Regions from separate parts of the Mus musculus genome. Here region 1 is linked to region 2. Evidence: chromatin loops called from intact Hi-C (ENCODE). Cell type or tissue: heart. All regions are shown on one strand. Links, peaks and the distances in the headings refer to the core of each region. The heading gives the core; the rest is flanking DNA.

Evidence for each region. Peaks named below come from ENCODE experiments on the same cell type or tissue, not always from the same donor. Only the 100,000 strongest peaks of a DNase experiment are listed, where the experiment ranks them.
Region 1: a loop joins it to region 2, with 1.8 times the contacts of the local background. A loop is called at or near these places in 2 of 42 quality-filtered maps.

What each region holds. Positions count from the first base shown.
Region 1 is chr11:68,610,269-68,618,605 of GRCm38, reverse strand. No RefSeq gene overlaps it. Among named protein-coding and RNA genes, the nearest start is that of Ccdc42, 27 kb to the right of the region's middle. In heart, for the core only: no CTCF peak of the experiment used is centred there; a DNase peak (open chromatin) is centred at 5,025; H3K27ac peaks cover 2,832 bases.
Region 2 is chr11:68,720,852-68,729,188 of GRCm38, reverse strand. Myh10 (myosin, heavy polypeptide 10, non-muscle) reads right to left here. Exons shown (of 41, transcript NM_175260.2): 3 at 7,713-7,869. Among named protein-coding and RNA genes, the nearest start is that of Myh10, 33 kb to the right of the region's middle. In heart, for the core only: CTCF peaks have their summits at 299 (motif pointing right) and 4,864 (motif pointing right); no DNase peak of the experiment used is centred there.

The DNA of each region.
Region 1 (8,337 bases), core at 50-8,049, 110 kb after region 2:
TGTAGACCAGAGTAACTTTGAACTCACAGACATCCACCTGCCTCTGCCTCTCAGGTGCTAGGAGTTAAGACATTGCCACTCCACCTTTAATTTTTTTTCCTATGCTTATTTTTATTTTTTAAATGACATTTTACCAGGTTTTCTTTTCTCTTAAAAATGTGCTTATTATTTCGTGTATGTATACATGTGTCTGTGTGAATTTATGTACACCACTTGTATGCAGTGCCCAAAGAGGCAGAAGAGAGCATCAGATCCTTTGGAAATGGAGTTACAGAGACGGAGTCTTGCCATGTAGAGTCTGGGAACTGAATGTGGGTTCTTTGCAAGAGCAACTAATGCTCTTAACCACTGATGTAGCCTCCCACAAGCCTGAAGCAGGCTGAGCCAGAACTTGACCTTGCTGCCACTAAGGAGATTATCTAGGGTGGAGCCTTCCTCCCTAGATGACTTTATTGTCCAGCCACTGTAAATGTTCGTCTTCAAGATACTGCTACCTGCTGAGAGCCACCCCCCCCCCCCCCCCGCCCGGAGCTATTCCTGAGACTATGCCCTATCCTGCACATCATCACCTGCAGCTGGTTCCAGGCTCCAAGGATGAATTGGCGGGAATGGACTTTCCCCCTTCTTTTATAAAGCGTGTCTGCCATTAAAAATTTGAACCTTGAGCAGACTAGTTGTCTTGGTTCCATTATTTCTCAACCCGCCTAGGCTCCCTCTTTTCTTTCAGTTCCAAGATGCCTTCCAGGCTCGAACCTGGACATGTGAGCCGCTGGCCGGCCCCAACACACTGAGCCACTTTTCCATCCCCTATTCTCATTTTTAAGTGTGTGTGTAGGAAGGTGTTAGGAAACTGGACTCCAGTCCTCTGCAAGAGTTATATGAGTTCTTAATCAATGAGTCACCTCTCTAGCCCCTGGTTTTTCTTAAAGAATAGCATACACTAGTGGAACTTGACTAGTGCAACCCTCGATTTTGTATCTTTAGTTCTGAGTTTCTGAGCTTTAGGCTCAAGTCTGACCATCTACTCTGCATCTCTACTCAAGTATCTCGAAGACACCTTAAGCTGAGTGTTTTAGAGCATCACTCACAGGCTCCCCAGAAAAATGATGCTTTTCCTAAAACTTGTCATCTTGGTGGGTGACAACCCTGCCACCCATGCAGCCTCCCGAACCCCAAAAGTCATTCCTCAGACTTTATCTTGCCGTCCGTTCTAACTCCAGTCTGAGTTCAGGAGATTTCAAGTGTACCCAATCATCTTCATCCATCCACTCACCTACTTCACTGCTGCCGTTGGTTCCCCTAGTTCACCAACATCCCTTACTTAGAGATCTGCATAGGCCCTTGATCATCTCCTCCACTTGACTGGGCTCCTTTTCCTATTGGTCCTCTTCATAGCCAGGAGAAAGTTGCTGGGTGCTCGCTTCGTGTCTCTGTCTATATAACGTAATGCAATAGCTGCTCTTATTCTTCAGATAATGATGTGACTCTTTCTGTGACCTGGAGGATCCCGTGCACTCGGAACCAACCTACGGCACAATCTCTGCAGTCTCCCTTCCCCGCACTGTGATTCACCCACATTTTCTGCCTTCCACCACAGGGTCATTGCACATGCTGCTGGCCCTAAATGGGATGTGTCCCTTTTCTTTCTGATGTTGTCTCTTTGTCCCTTCCTAGGGAACATTTCTACTAACCTTCACTTGGGTCCTCTGAGAAGTAGACACTAAATAGAATTAGATGCAAAAACCAGTTGGGGGAAAGTGTCTTAAGAATAAAAGAGGGAAACAGGAAAGGGAGGATGACTGGAGTGGGCCAGTCACATTGATAGAGGGCCCAAGAGAAAGAACTACTCACTGAAATAGCTGTGTGTCAGGCAGGGGTAGCCCAACTGCAGTATCCCAGGGCCAAGCCACAAGGCCAAGTACCCAGGCCTTCGTGGTGTGTCTCAAGACATGACAGGGAGGCTGTCAGCCAATTACATCTTTTGCAGGCGCATGTGAGTACATACTCACTGCCACAGGACCATGCTTACTTGGTCTATAACTCATATTACTCATGAACATCAGTATTTTGTTGAGATAGGGTCTCTCTGTATAACCCTGGCTGGCCTTGAACTTGCTATATAGACCAGGCTGACCGCAAACTCACAGAATTCTGCTTGCCTCTGAGTGCTGGGATTAAAGGACTCTGCCATCACGCCTAGCATAAGGATTCATTCTGTTTAAGGACTGCTTCTCCTTGAGAGCAGGGTCAATGGACACGACCACCACTGTGCTTCCTGACCAATAGCGGTTTGTTCAATATTTGCTTGTTAGAGCAGTGTTTCTCAACCTACTGGTCACAACCCCTTTGTGTGTGTGTGGGTGGGGGGGGTGTCAAATGACCCTTCCACAGAGGTCGCCTGAGACCATTTAAAAACACAGATATTTACATTACAGTTCATAACAGTAGCAAAATTAAAGTTATGAAGTAGCAACGAAAATAATTTTAGGGTTGGTAGCCATTCCAATATAAGGGACTGTGTAAAAGGACTGTGTAACCATTTTGTTAGAGAAATGAAGAGGGAAAGTGACTAGAATTAAAGCCAGTGTTTGGATTCCCTCATTTGAATTCTCAAAACCTGATGGTCTAGTTCACCTTTCCCGAAACCATGGGCTGTCAGCCGTCCAGCAGACTGAATGCCTAAGGCTGATGCTCACACTGTCCAGACAATTCTGTTGTGGAGGGGGATCTGGGCAATGATAGATTTTGCTAGAATGGTTATCTCTGAAGCTACACAGTCTTCGTGTGTCTTGTCTCTATCAAGGGGATAGTGCCTCATCACCCGATTTACCACCTTACAGCTTGGAGTTGTAGGTATAATGGCATACTCTTGGAGCCCCAGCTCTAGGAAGGCAGAGGCAGGAGTGTTATAGGTTTGAGGCCAATTAGGCTGTGCAGCAAGATCTTGAGATGAGCAATTACAAGGCTTGGGAAATGGCTTAGCAAGGCAAGAGCACTTGCTGTTCATGTAGTGGATCCAGGTTTGCTTTCCAGCGCCTGTGGGGTGGCTCACGATCATCTGTAACTCCAGTTCCAGGGGACAGGATGAGCTCTTCTGGTACCTTTGGCTACCAGGCACTTGTTCAGTATGTATACATACATGTAGGGGAAAAAAATCATAAAATAAAAAGTTACGTTTTCCAAAGTGGATCAGCTCAGTGGATCAAGGCGCTTGCTCCCAAGTCCTTGAGGTCCTTCCCTGGGCCCCACACAGTGAAAGGAGAGAACAGGTACCCGAATGTTCAGACTTTCACAAGATTGTCCTCTGGTTTCCACACATGTGCTGTGGCACACCTCTGATGTGGCATGTGTATGTATCACATACATACATACATACATATATATATATATATATATATATACACATATGATAAACAATATAATAGAAAATTATGAGAAATAGTACAGATGCTCAAGTGTCCCTCTGATGCCTAAGTTGTCCCCAGTTATAAGTCTGTTGAATTTAGGTCCCAGTTCTTCCTCTAAGCCCCATGCTCCCAGAAATAAGACTCAGACTCAAAATATATTTACAAATGACTTGGCCATATACCTAGGCTCTTCTCTGACTAGATCATAACTAAAGACAACCCATTTGTTTTGACCTGCATTCTGTCGCGTGGCTGGTTACCTGTGCTCAGGTACTAAGTGTCCATTCTGTTACCTCTTCCCCAGGAGGTGAATCTCCTACTTTCCTCTATCCTAGAATTTTTTGCCTCCCGGATGTCCCACCTTCTATGCTACACTTTTCTATAGGCCATGGGTTTTTTAATGGACAGGTGATGCAACCATACAACACACAAGATATTCTCTCTACATAGGTCTTTATACTTGAAGCTGTCTATGCTCTCAGCTGGCACCGTCTTATTCCCACCTCTCACTTAGAAACCCTCCCTTTGTCTCATTTTCCCCAAGGTGTCTTGTCTAGCACAAGAGCAGCCCCTCCAAGCAGGTGGCTTCTTCATGGAGCTGACTGATATGGATGGAAAGTAAAGATAGCATAAGGTAAGGACCATGGGCTCTAGATTCGGACTAGACTTGAGTTCAAATCCCTGCTCCTACAGTTCAAGGCTACAGCCCTCCAGACAAGTCATTTAACTTCTGGCCGACTTGAGTTCTCATCTGTCATGTGGAACTAGCAAAGGAGTGAAATGAAACGGGTCTCCATGTGAAGACTGAATGCAATGTCTCTAGTAGTGGCTGTAAGCTCAAGGCACGTTAGTCTGCTAATGACTCTGAAAAATCCTAAAGTCAATAAACCAGCTTTCCCCAAACGGACTTGGCAGTAGGTTTCTGAAGCACTTGTCCCACATGGAGTCCTGGTGCTCCCGAGACGGCCGTGTGCGGAAGACTGCTCCAGGAAGGTTGCTTTTATCTTGGGAGCCTTGTGGACCTTCAAAACTACCACAAATGAGACCCAGATGGCTTTGGCCTCCTTTAGAACCATTCTGAGTCAGGGGTTTACATCTCTGGAGCTCACTGAAAAATGCTGGGACTCCCAGACGTGCCCCTGACCACATGCTTGTTGCAGAAGACTCCACCGAGCCTTCGCGCTAAAGGAGCTTTTCTCCAGTGGAGTCTGGCAGTGATCAAAGAGGTAGGGGCTGCTTAGAGGGCACAGAAGGGACGTCCATTTCATGGTAGATGCCGGTTCATTCAACTCTTCATGGGAAGAGTAGGCAAATGAGCTAGCTAGAAAGGTAAGTGACTTTTCCAAGGAGATATGGAGTGGAGGGGCAGAGGCTGGGATGCACAGAACCTGCTTCTGGTCTTTTGCTGGACACTCACTGGTTAGAACTGAGCATCCGGAGAAACACCTGATGGAGTCTGGGTAGTCCCTTGCCTCTTAGCACCTCTCCTGACTTGGCCATATGAAGCGAGGTACCGGGCAAGATTGTGGTTGAAGGTCAGGGGTTAATGGGCCTCAGTCCAGATGGTAAGCAGCTGGCCTGAGGCATAAACCAAAGTCTGCTTCCTCTTCTCTCTGGTGATTCCAGAGATGAGATGTCAGGAAGGGAACTTACAACAGATGGAAGGGAGACCAGAAGGAATTTGGAGTGGGACCAAGGGGCCAGCTCTTAGAAGATGAAGGGGGAAGTGTTTTCTGCTCGGAGGGAACATTATTTACCAGAAAAGAACAGGCACAGGGTCCTAGCAAGGTAGATAGGTGGGTTCTGGTTCCTATTTCCTGGATGTGACAGATCATAGCAGTCCATGTTTCTAAGACAACCAGGAAACCAAATAGGAGCAACATTAATAATGATAAGGTGGCTGCCGGAGCCAACCCAGACAAGTTGAGCTCAAAGATCAGAAGTTTTGAGGCCAATTCTAAATTTAGAGTCCAATTTTTTGAAGGAGCCAAAATGAGCTCTCCTAGCATGAAGTGTGTCAGAAGAATAGGAGATACAAAACCCCAGAGAGCAGCTAGCAGAGAGGGAGTGGGGGTAGGGGTGGGGGACTCTTTTGCAGCCAGAGAAACTCGTTAAGAAAGAAAAATGAGACCAACTAGGCTTCTTTCTTCCCTCCTTTTCAAATGTCTTTTCAAAGTAAGCGCTTTGAAGGAATTGTGCATTACACCCTCTCTTCTCTCTCCCTGCTGTGGTTGTACTGGGAAGACATTCAGAGCACTTGGGTGTGTAAGCAGAGGGGGCAAGAGGTAAGCTTTCCTTCTCTGGCTTTACACTCAGCCCCCAACTAACTCCACATGGACCAAGGCTTGCTCCCTTCTGAGAGGATATTTTATGGCAGGGAGGATGAACAAAACCCTCCTCAGTGGGTTCTTCTTAGCATAGACCAACTCAGGGATGGACCTTATGATGGCTCATCTACATTGCCCACTAGGCTGCAGAATCCTGTAAGTGATTGCTGAGGCCTATCTCTGTGTGTGTTTGAAAAGTGTTCCTAGAGAGGATCTAGTGAGAGGGGAAGACTCATCCTGAATGTGAGCCATCTCCTGGGCTAGAGGTCTGGGGCAGAGTTAAAGGAGAGAGAGCAGAAGCCAGCTGGGCATCGGGTCCAGCCTCTCTCTGCCTCCTACCTGTGAGGCAAAGAGTTCCCTCTGCATCCACTTCTGCCACAGCGATATTTTACCCAAGAGCACAAGTGTGTCTGGACCCTCTGATATCTGGAGCCGTTCCAAAGCTTTCCTCCCGTTGGTTGTTTATTGGCTGCTGATCGATTTTGGTCACAGTAATGAGGAAAGTTCATTTCTACAGATGCCAGCAGCATGCTAAAGCTGGTGTGCCCAGAAAAAAAAGTTACTACAGGGACTAGAGAGATGGCTCAGCAGTTAAGAGCACTGACTGCTCTTCCAGAGGTCCTGAGTTCAATTCCCAGCAACCATATGATGGCTCACAACCAGAATAATCCAATGCCCTCTTCTGGTGTGTCTGAAGAGAATGACAGTGTACTCATATACATAAAATAAATATATTTTAAAGTTACTGTAATTTATAGTTCTTTACTACAAAAGGTCTCATTATGCTTGGATAATGAGAGCCCAGAGAGCTGGAGTCCAACCTGGGTCATGCCTTCCACATTCGTATTCTCTGTCTCTCTTTTATCTGGACAAAGCTTTGCCATTCCCAGGAGGCAGAGTCATTGATGTGGCCAGGCTGAGCTCTCTATCTCTCTACGTACGAAAGCAAGTCCAAGTAGTTTACTCTGGTGCTTGTCTTAGTTATGGTTTTACTGCTGTGAACAGACACCATGACCAAAGCAACTCTTATAAAGACATTATTTAATTGGGGCTGGCTTACAGGTTCAGAGGTTCAGTCCATTATCGTCAAGGCAGGAACATGGCAACATCCAGGCTGTCATGGTGGAGGAGGAGCTCAGAGTTCTATGTCTTCATCTGAAGCTGCTAGCACAATCCTGGCTTCCAGGGTCTTAAAGCCCACACCCACAGTGGCACACCTACTCCAACAGGGCCACACCTTCTAATTGTGCTACTCCCTGGGCCGAGCAAACCATCACAGTGTTTAAATCCATGCATCCTCTGGGTACTGTCTGTATGTCTGCCTGCCTGTCAGTCTGTCTGCCTGTCTCTGTGTGTCTGTCTCTATGTGTCTGTCTTTCTCTGTGTGTGTGTGTCTGTCTGTCTTTCTCTGGGTCTGTCTGCCTTGTATGTATGTATATGTGTCTGTTTGTTTGTCTATCTTTGTGTGTGTGTATCTTTCTCTGTGTGTGTGTGTGTGCCTTTGAATGCAGTGCCTAAGGCTAGAATTATCCCCCCACAAATTTCCAGGCACTGATTTCCCTGACGTTTGAATCCTGGGCAATGTGAAATGCCCAATATGGGTGCTAGGAGCTGATGGACTCCTCTGCAAGAGCAGCAAGTGCTCTGAACTACTGAGCCATCTCTCCAGACCCAACACGGCCTATATATTTGTCTCATTCTTCTCCGCTTACTGTTTCCGACACACTGAACAATCACACCTCAGATCTTCACGCCAGCGACTTCTTACCCGCACATATCACTTTCCCCCCAGCGGGTATCATTTCATCTGAAAGGTCCTTTCTGCCTTTCTGCATGTCTGACTGACCTTCTCCTATGGACCCGCAGAGCCTAATTAGCCACATGGCCTTCAGCAAGCTATTTAAGCACCACTTATGCGGAAGATTGTTTCCAAAGATGGCCGTAGTTGTTATCTCCATCCTGGGTGCCCTTTTCGGAGTGACTGTGCCAAACCTCCGTGTCAGTTTTCCTTCCCTTTGGGCCTGGGTTGACTCTGCAACATTTATTGACCAACTGAATGTGGCGGATGTGATGGTGCCACTTGAAGTGTCTGGTCTGATGCTCTGGGTAGTTATTCACACTATAGAGAAAGTTCTTCTGCCCGGATAGAGATTGGAAATGTCAGTGATAACTGAAGTGCCCCAAATGCTGGTGAGCCCCCCGGGCGCCTCTCTAGTGGATGAACAATCTTTCTGTTCCCTTCCCAGCAAAGCGCACTGGAGAGCAGATGAGTTCTGTTTCAGTTTCTGACCTACAAAATCATGGGGTGGGGGTGGGGATGGAGGTGGGGGGGATAATTGCTGCTTTAAGTCACTCGATTTTGGGATGGATAGTTACACAGCTGCAGATATCTGCAGTGGACCTACTGAATGGAGATGCTAATGGTCTCCGCCTCTGAGATACCGAAACGCCTTCCACTAACTGATTCTCCTAAGCCCTGTGGAACTTTGCCAAGTCCCTTCCTACAACGTGGATTACATTCAGGCCTGGCTGCTATGAGTTCTTTATAAACAATGAGCTCCTTGAAGGACCATCCCATAATGGGCAATAAATGTTTATTGAAT
Region 2 (8,337 bases), core at 54-8,053:
GCCAAAATGATCATGATAAGTTAGACATTTAGATCAAAGGGCATCTTAAGTGAGACCTTCAGAGATTTTCAACAAAGATCAAAGGCAGTGGAGAAAGTCTCCATCAGTAGTGCTAAACCAACCAAGAAACATGCAAAAAAGAAAAAGGAAAGAAAAAAGATAAACCAATAACTCAAAATAGATCAGAGCAGAAGAAAACCTGCAAGTCACTTCTCTAATAAAGGATGTGTATTTACAAATAACAAAGTTTTCCAGATTGCGGAGTAAGAAAAATAGGTATGTTTTCTGCACATGTACCTGTACACCAGCAGAGGGCGTCCGATCCCATTACAGGTGGCTGTGAGCCACCATGTGGGTGCTGGGAATTGAACTCAGGACCTCTGGAAGAGCTGTCAGTGCTCTTATCCACTGAGCCATCTCTCCAGCCCCTCTTTTTTTATTTTTTGCTTTAAACTGTACTTGAAATGGGTGCTTCCTTTTTGTGTGCTTTAGGTTAAGGTTCTGCTCATTCTCAAACGTTTATTATTTGGCCATTTGGGGTGTCCTTGTATTGGCATATATTTGTTGCTAGGCTGTCTCTTCCCTATATATAAGTGTTAGAGGCACAAATATGGCTGGTGTACTTGGTGTCACGTGTTTTCAGACTTATTAAACATCTTGTCTTTAATTCTCCTGAGAAAGGAAACTGACATTCGGTTTCTCAGTTTATTTGAAAAGTTTCAAGTGCCGTTTTTGAAGTACAGCAGTTCTTTCTTAAGGTGCTCAGGACTCTCACAGGACAGAACACTCAGCAGACCTCTTCAGTAAGACATCTGCACAGAAGAGCACCCACCCTCGGGGGTTTCTAGGATTTGTCAGGAAGCAACTGGGGCTATCCCCCATTCACAGCAAATATGATGTCTACAGTTGAAGTTAGGCTCAGATTCTGCCTCCCAGGCAGAAATAAGACTCAGACTATACTTACAAATACCTTGCTCATATAGTTAGCTAGGTTCTACTCTGACTAGATTATAACTAAAGATAGCCATTTATTTTAACCTACACTCTGCCCTGGGGCTGGCTACCTGTGCTCAGGTATTGTGCATCCATGCGCCCTCCCCTCGTTTCAGGCTCTGCTCCTCCTTCCCGTCTCCCCCAGAATGCTTTCTCCTCCTGAGCTGGAGAGGTAGTAGTAGGCCAGTAGTTAGGAAGGTAAATTAGGGGTTAGCCCTCAAGAATCATCAAAGCTAAATAAAATAATCATAGTCTGAGTCTCATTTATTAGTAAGCTAGCTGGGGCTAAGCTTAAATTGATTGCACTACAGTCTATCACTTAAAATACAACCAAACGAGAGACTCAAATGGAATTCCTAGAGCTGCCGAGACTAGTCTGTACCAAGCAGTGGTCTAAATTCACTCAGAACAGGAGTCAGGTAGGCCCTGAATGTAATAGACTTTGTCTCTAAAACTGTGATTTAGACATGAAGATGGCTTTTCTCGTCCCAGTCCCTTCAGTACCCTGCCCCAGGGCATTCCTCTGGCTAGGCATGACGGGTCAAGCAGATCTTTGTAATGAGGCCACGGCCTTTATCATTCCTGGTGGACCTCCTGGGCACCCTGGCTGAGCCTCTATTTTACCGTGCACTCAGAGTCTGCTCACAGTTTTCCTTAGCGTTCAACAACAGGATGCACTTTGTTCCGGCGCAGGAGCCTTTTTATATGGTTCCCTTGGCTTAGGTTCACTTTACTGCTATGCTTTTGAAGAAAGCTTTTTATTGTAAATGAAACACAGAACAGCTCACTTGATAGTACCCAGGCCCACAAATGGTCATAAAATATCTTCTGTCTCCCTTGTGAGGTAAAATGCCTAACTCTTATAAATTTTTATTGACTAATGAAATTAGAACTGTGTTTCTAAAAGTGACTTTTGCCTCAACTCTTCCATCAAAAAATTATTTTATTTTTCTTTTATGTACCTTGGTGTTTTGTCTGTATGTGTATATGTGTGTGTATGTGTGAGTATCAGATCTCCTGGAACTGTAGTTATAGTTATAGTTTGTGAGCTGTCATGTGGGTGTTGGGAATTGAACACAGGTCCTCTGGAAGAGCAGTCAGTGCTCTGAACTGCTGAACCATCTCTCCAGTCCATCTCTTCCATATATATATATATGTGCATGATACTTTGTTGTGGTCAAGAATCTCCAATACACTTCCTGATGTCACTTCTGCCACCAAAGCCCACACAGATAAACGATTAACACTGAGATAACGAGAACTCATTATACACTCTCACAACAGCCAAGCCACCGGGAAACCTTCTTAGAGGTGATACTTTGTCTCACTACACTGTGGTCAGAGGATGTGGCCTGTCATTTCTTTTTTTAGGAACTGAGGTTTTTTAGGCCTGCTTTAGAATTTGCTCCAAGTTCCAAACTGCTTCTTGCTTGACAGGCAGCTGCCTTTCACACTTAGTTTTTTATTCCCACTTGCTAACTGTTAAATCCCATCTTAATGCTAAAGTCTGAAAAGCATGTGGCGTTTCCCTCTATAACCATGGTTCCCATTATCTCTGTATTCCCCAATAGTATCAGTTTAACTATATGAAGCAATGATAACGGTGTAGACAGAGGTGTCACCTCTCTCTCTGGACCTATGGCCCACTATTTCTCCATGCACTCGTTCCCCTTTTTTCTTGCTCTCAAACAGAGCCTATTCTTAAGGTCCTTGAGAAAACAGAACATCTTCAAGTTTCTACCATGGACCACAGTGACCTGCCTGCCTAACCACTGACAATGTTCAAAGATCTGAGAGTGAAAAGGAGGAGGAAATGTGATAATAAATACTTTCAGCAAAGAGAAAGGATGGGCACAATTTATAGCTGTTGGGAAGCTGTTGAAAGCAAGGCAGCAGGTAGTGATTCAGGAGAGATGAAGGGATGGCAGGACTAGCCTTGGATGGCAACAGGCACAACAGGAGATGGCTTGTACATCTAGTGGGGACAATCAGCTTACTGGTGACTTCTAGTTTCTCAGAAATGAGAAATCACTTGGTATACGGGAAGCTGAAGGACACGTAAGGAGCCAGAGGTCTAAAGCACACAGGGCCCCCAAACTGTCATGACAGAGACTGTCAATCATCTCTCTCCAGGTAGAGCTGGCACGTTGTCCTAAGGGCAGAGTCACTTCAGTCATGAATTTCCAGCAAGGTCAGTCTGTTCACTTGTATGAACATGACTCCCAGAGAACCAGCAGCCCAAGTAAGAATGCCAAGAGGTACAGACAGCCCAATTCATTCAGCAGGAGAAGTCTGGCAAACAGGTGTAACAAAGGCAGGTATGAGAAGACCGATGCTAGGAGAGAGCATGAACCACACTGAGGGACAGCTACACAGGGACCCACAGGAAGCAAGCATAGATTTTAGTCTTCCTAGAAGGGCATTGTAATAGAATAGAATGAAAACCTGGTGATTCAATAAGATGAAAATGTCTGCAATGTCACCTCAGAAATTGGTGGCACAAGTTAGATGAAGCCTTTTCATGGTGGGAGGAGGTCATGTAAAACTCTGTGTCTCCTATCATAGGGTCACAACAAAGCTTGAAGAATGAGGGGAACCAAGAAGAGAGCTTTGAGGGGAGGGGGAAGGACATAGCTTTCCCAGGGTACAGAAGAAAAAGTTTAGTAGAGATATAAGAGAAGTTAAGGACAAAACTCCCATCTTCTAGAACACGGGGTTTCAATTGTAGGGTATCTTCAATGAGTGGGCTCAAATGATATTTTCAAGGAAAATGTCCAAGAACCAATTAAATCCTGGAAGAAAAATCAAGGCACACTGAGCAGAACATCTGGGTAAGCTGGCTCATCAGAGACTGGGAGTTACCTGAAGCAAAATGAAAAGGGAAGCAGGAAGATAAGGAGTTCAAAGCCATCCCTGGCTACACTGAGTGCAAGGACAACCTGGGCTCCATTAGCCTGCCAGGGAAGGAAGGAAGGAGAGGGGACAGCCAACACAGATTCAAATACAACTAAGCTACCCAGCAGAACGAGACATTTGGGTTTCATTCTAAGACTCCAAGAAAGCAGCATGCACTTAAATCGTTATGTACACCAAAAAGGAGCCTCTGAGGCCACTGTGCAGCTGGATCAGGAGCTCCGCAGCAGCGCTGGCCAAAGGAGACGGCGTCAGGAACAAGGGAAGGGGAGCCAGATGACAGAGAGCCGGTACAGAAGGTGGGCCGACTGACCTCAGAGGATTATATACACAGGGAGCCCTCGGTGCTTCGGCCTTTGGTTTCTGAGTCTCAGCACTACAAATGAGGTCTAATAGTAATGATTCCTGTCCATGAAGATCCTCTGACCTTGGCCTGTCTGTCACACTATGTAAGACGAGGTATATAACACCTCCCCGTTCAATATCCTGTCTGGCAGGTCTAAGTCTTTTCTTTAGCTCAGGTATATTTTTCCAAATTATCATTTCTATCATAGAACCTGAAGAAGACTCCATGTCTCCACCTCTCGCTCACAAGTTCCCTTGCGTCTTTCTTATTTGCATCTAGTCTTCAGAAAAACTGCTTTAGTCTCTGGCTGTGCCAATACTGCTGCCCCAAGCTTCTACTAAACGTGACTTTTTTACAATTGAATTCACAACCAAGAGCTTTGCTTCTGCCCATTCATTCAACAAATATTTATTGAGCAACTAGTATGTGCTAAGGACACTCTGCATTTTACTAACATGGTGTCCCTTAGACTCCAAACCTAAGGAAAAAAAAAAAACAAACAAGGTTTGTTTTTGTTGTTGTTTTTTAGATTTATTTATTTTTATTTTATATGTATAGATAAATGTTTTGCCTGTGTGTATGTGGGGCACCATGTGCATGCAGTGCCCATGGAGGCCAGAAGAGGGCATCAGATGCCCCAGAATTGTCAGCCACCATGTGGGTGCTGGGATTTGAACTTGGTTTCTTTGAAAGAGCAGTCAGCATTCTTAACCACTAAGCCACTTCTCTGGCCCTTATATTTCTTAAAAACAAAACCTTTTACCATTTCTGTCAGTAAATCTGATGTTGCAAAACATGTGCCCAGAATAGTTATACAAGACATAAAACTAGGATATTTAACTGATGGAAGAATCCAGAATTTTAAAAGATCTTGACAGACTAAATGGGGGACTGATTATAACATAAAAGTTGAGAGGTACCCTATGTTCTGAATTATCCACATGGTCCCCTCTGAGGCTCTCTGTCCACATGGTATATGGGCCTAACCTGATAGCCTGGTGTGAGTGTTACTGGCCCTCTCCCCTGTGTCCTGCAGTATATAAGCATCCCACGTGGTGTGGGTAAGAATGTTTCCAGTAGCCAGCCACCACGTGTGGACGCTCAAGCCCATGATAGGCATCCAGGGGATGGAACAGGAAGATTGTGAGTTTCAGGTCACCCTGGGCTACAAAGAGACCCGATTTCAAAACCAAAACACAGAAAATATGTCAGGTTTTTAATTCTATCTCACACTTTTAACAACCTACATGTTCTTGGTCAAGTTATTTAATTTCTTTGTGCCTCAGTATAATAGGAATAAATACAAATACATATTATAATTTAAAACACAAATTATTATGGCTAATAGCAATTTTCAATGAGTTGTCCTTTCTACATTAGTAACGATAACACTATCAACCTACATGTTCTTGGTCAAGTTATTTAATTTCTTTGTGCCTCAGTATAATAGGATAAATACAAATACATATTATAATTTAAAACACAAATTATTATGGCTAATAGCAATTTTCAATGAGTTGTCCTTTCTAGCATTAGTCACGATAACACTATCATATGCTCGCAGACCACATATTCCTCATATCTTCCTCTTCTGTATTTGTCAAGCTGACTTGGAAACCATTCACAAGACATATAGCATCTATTTTTGTAAGCTGGTATAGTAGAGCCAACTCTCCTTTCTGCCTGGGAAGATTTAAAATTTCAATGACTTTTCTCAGATGTACTTCTACCAGACTCATGTCACCCACCAACTTTGCAGGCACACAGCCTGCATCCTCACATATATGGGTAGGGATGCTAATTAGGACACATCCCTCTGGTACACACCTGAGCAGCCCAGGCAACTCACACATCTGTCAGCAGCTCCAGTACAACCTAGCAAGGGTCACACAGGGGGTTATAGGATGGTGTGAGCCTCAACTGTCTGACGAACTCTCCACTGTGCTTCTGTCTGCTGATAAGTCCAAACTAATAGTGCATCTGTATTCATATCGCTTTAAACTGATCTCAATACATTAAATAACAACAGGTTCTACACTCTTTCCTGGTATGCACACTATGCTCAGAAGACTGCAATATTTTCTCCTTTTAAAGGAAATTAGAATCATGTATAGGAGAGCCTATCCCCAGCCTATTCAACAGTTCTCCTGGGAACTTTCCTTCTCTATAGCAATCCAGGCATAGAGAGGCAACAGTGTCAGCTGAAACAAGGGCTCCCAGACTCAGTTAAAGGGGTACTCTTTGAATTCTCACCTCACAAGACACTCTATTAAAAAAAAAAAAGGCTTCCATAAATCATCGTCCAAAGTCAGGGTTCAAATGAAGGACTCAACAAATCTATAACTCATTTTGATCCAAACGTAAAAGCTTTTAATGTCAACCACCACACAATTCAACACATTCTAAAACTTTTCTCATCTCTTTATTTGCATTTAAACTAGAAGTAAGATTCTATAATGTGATGTGTCCATCTTTCCTTTACTCTTATTGGTTTCATATTTATCTAGAAGTACTACAGACTGAACCTAGGGCCTGTACATGCGAAGCAGGAAGCCTGCCTACCCCTTAGCTATATCCCCAACAGTGTCTCAGTAATTTACCCAGGCTGGCCTTGAACTTATTCTGTCTCCAGGCAGGTCTTGGTCTTATGTTCTTCCTATGCAGCTGGAATCACAGGCCTGCACTACAGGCTTGGTTAGATTTCATTCCATATTGCTTTGCAGCACTGGATATGGACTGAACCCTGGGCTTCACCATGCTAAGCTAATGCTCTACTGCTACACCCCGTCCCCATCCAGCCCTTTCCTATTGGTTTTAAAGCTGCATACCATGGAGTGTTATGTGTGCTAGCTTATGGTAGAATCGAACATGTACTGAAAACTTGATGCTTCCAAATATTAAAAAGTCCATGAAATATTGCTATGAAGCAGCGATTGTACTTTAGTTCCTATAAAAAACCTGCCTCATCAGCTGGGCGTGGTGGCGCACGCCTTTAATCTCAGCACTCGGGAGGCAGAGGCAGGCGGATTTCTGAGTTCGAGGCCAGCCTAGTCTACAGAGTGAGTTCCAGGTCAGCCAGGGCTACACAGAGAAACCCTGTCTCGAAAAACAAAACAAAACAACAAAAAACCAAAACAAAACAAAAAAGCAGCCTCATCATCCATTTTAATCATAAGTTAGTAATTTTCAACAATAAACACTTTATTGACTGACTGACTGACTGATGACTTGATTAAGACAAGCTTTCACTGTGTGACCCTAACAAGGAACTTGCTATGTGGACCAGGCTGGTCTCGAACTCAGAGATGCGCCTACCTCTCTCTTCCTTTTTAGTATCACCATGCCTGGCCCACTTTTTAAATTTTAAAAGAAATATTAAACCATTTTGTAGGTCAGACTAAGATATTAAAAAACAGGACCTAATAAAGTCCAAGCATTTCTTATTCTCGTATTTGTTTACCTTGAAGCATGCATCTGTAAGCAGACTCTGATATGGCGTAGATGTGTGGTGGCATCTCATGGCGTTTCTTCCCTCTATACATTTCAATAATATTCTCAGAGTAAATTGGAAGGTTCTTGTAAGGATTTATCACCACACAGAAGAGTCCAGAGTAAGTCTAGAATAAAAAGGAATACAGAGTTAAGAAACAGGAAAGTCAAAACAAAGTCTGTATTTCTCACTCAGATACAACCATAAGCCAAAAACAACATGGTTATTTAAATAAGAGATCTTTATCCGTCAGACAACTCATCTTATCTCCCAAGTTAAGTCATCTCACCTGGACAATTTCCTACACAGTCCACGGAGTTTAACAGCATTTACTTAGGGCACTCTCCTGAAATCAATTCTGTGAATGACCCTCCCCTGTAAAATGCACACACCACACAGTTCACAACTTCAACAGCTCACAACCATATCATCAGCCTTTGCTGTCCCCAATTAATCTCTCACAAACACACAAGTTAAAAAAAACTTGTTGCAGGGCGTGGTAGCGCACGCCTTTAATCCCAGCACTTGGGAGGCAGAGGCAGGCGGATTTCTGAGTTCGAGGCCAGCCTGGTCCTACAAAGTGAGTTCCAGGACA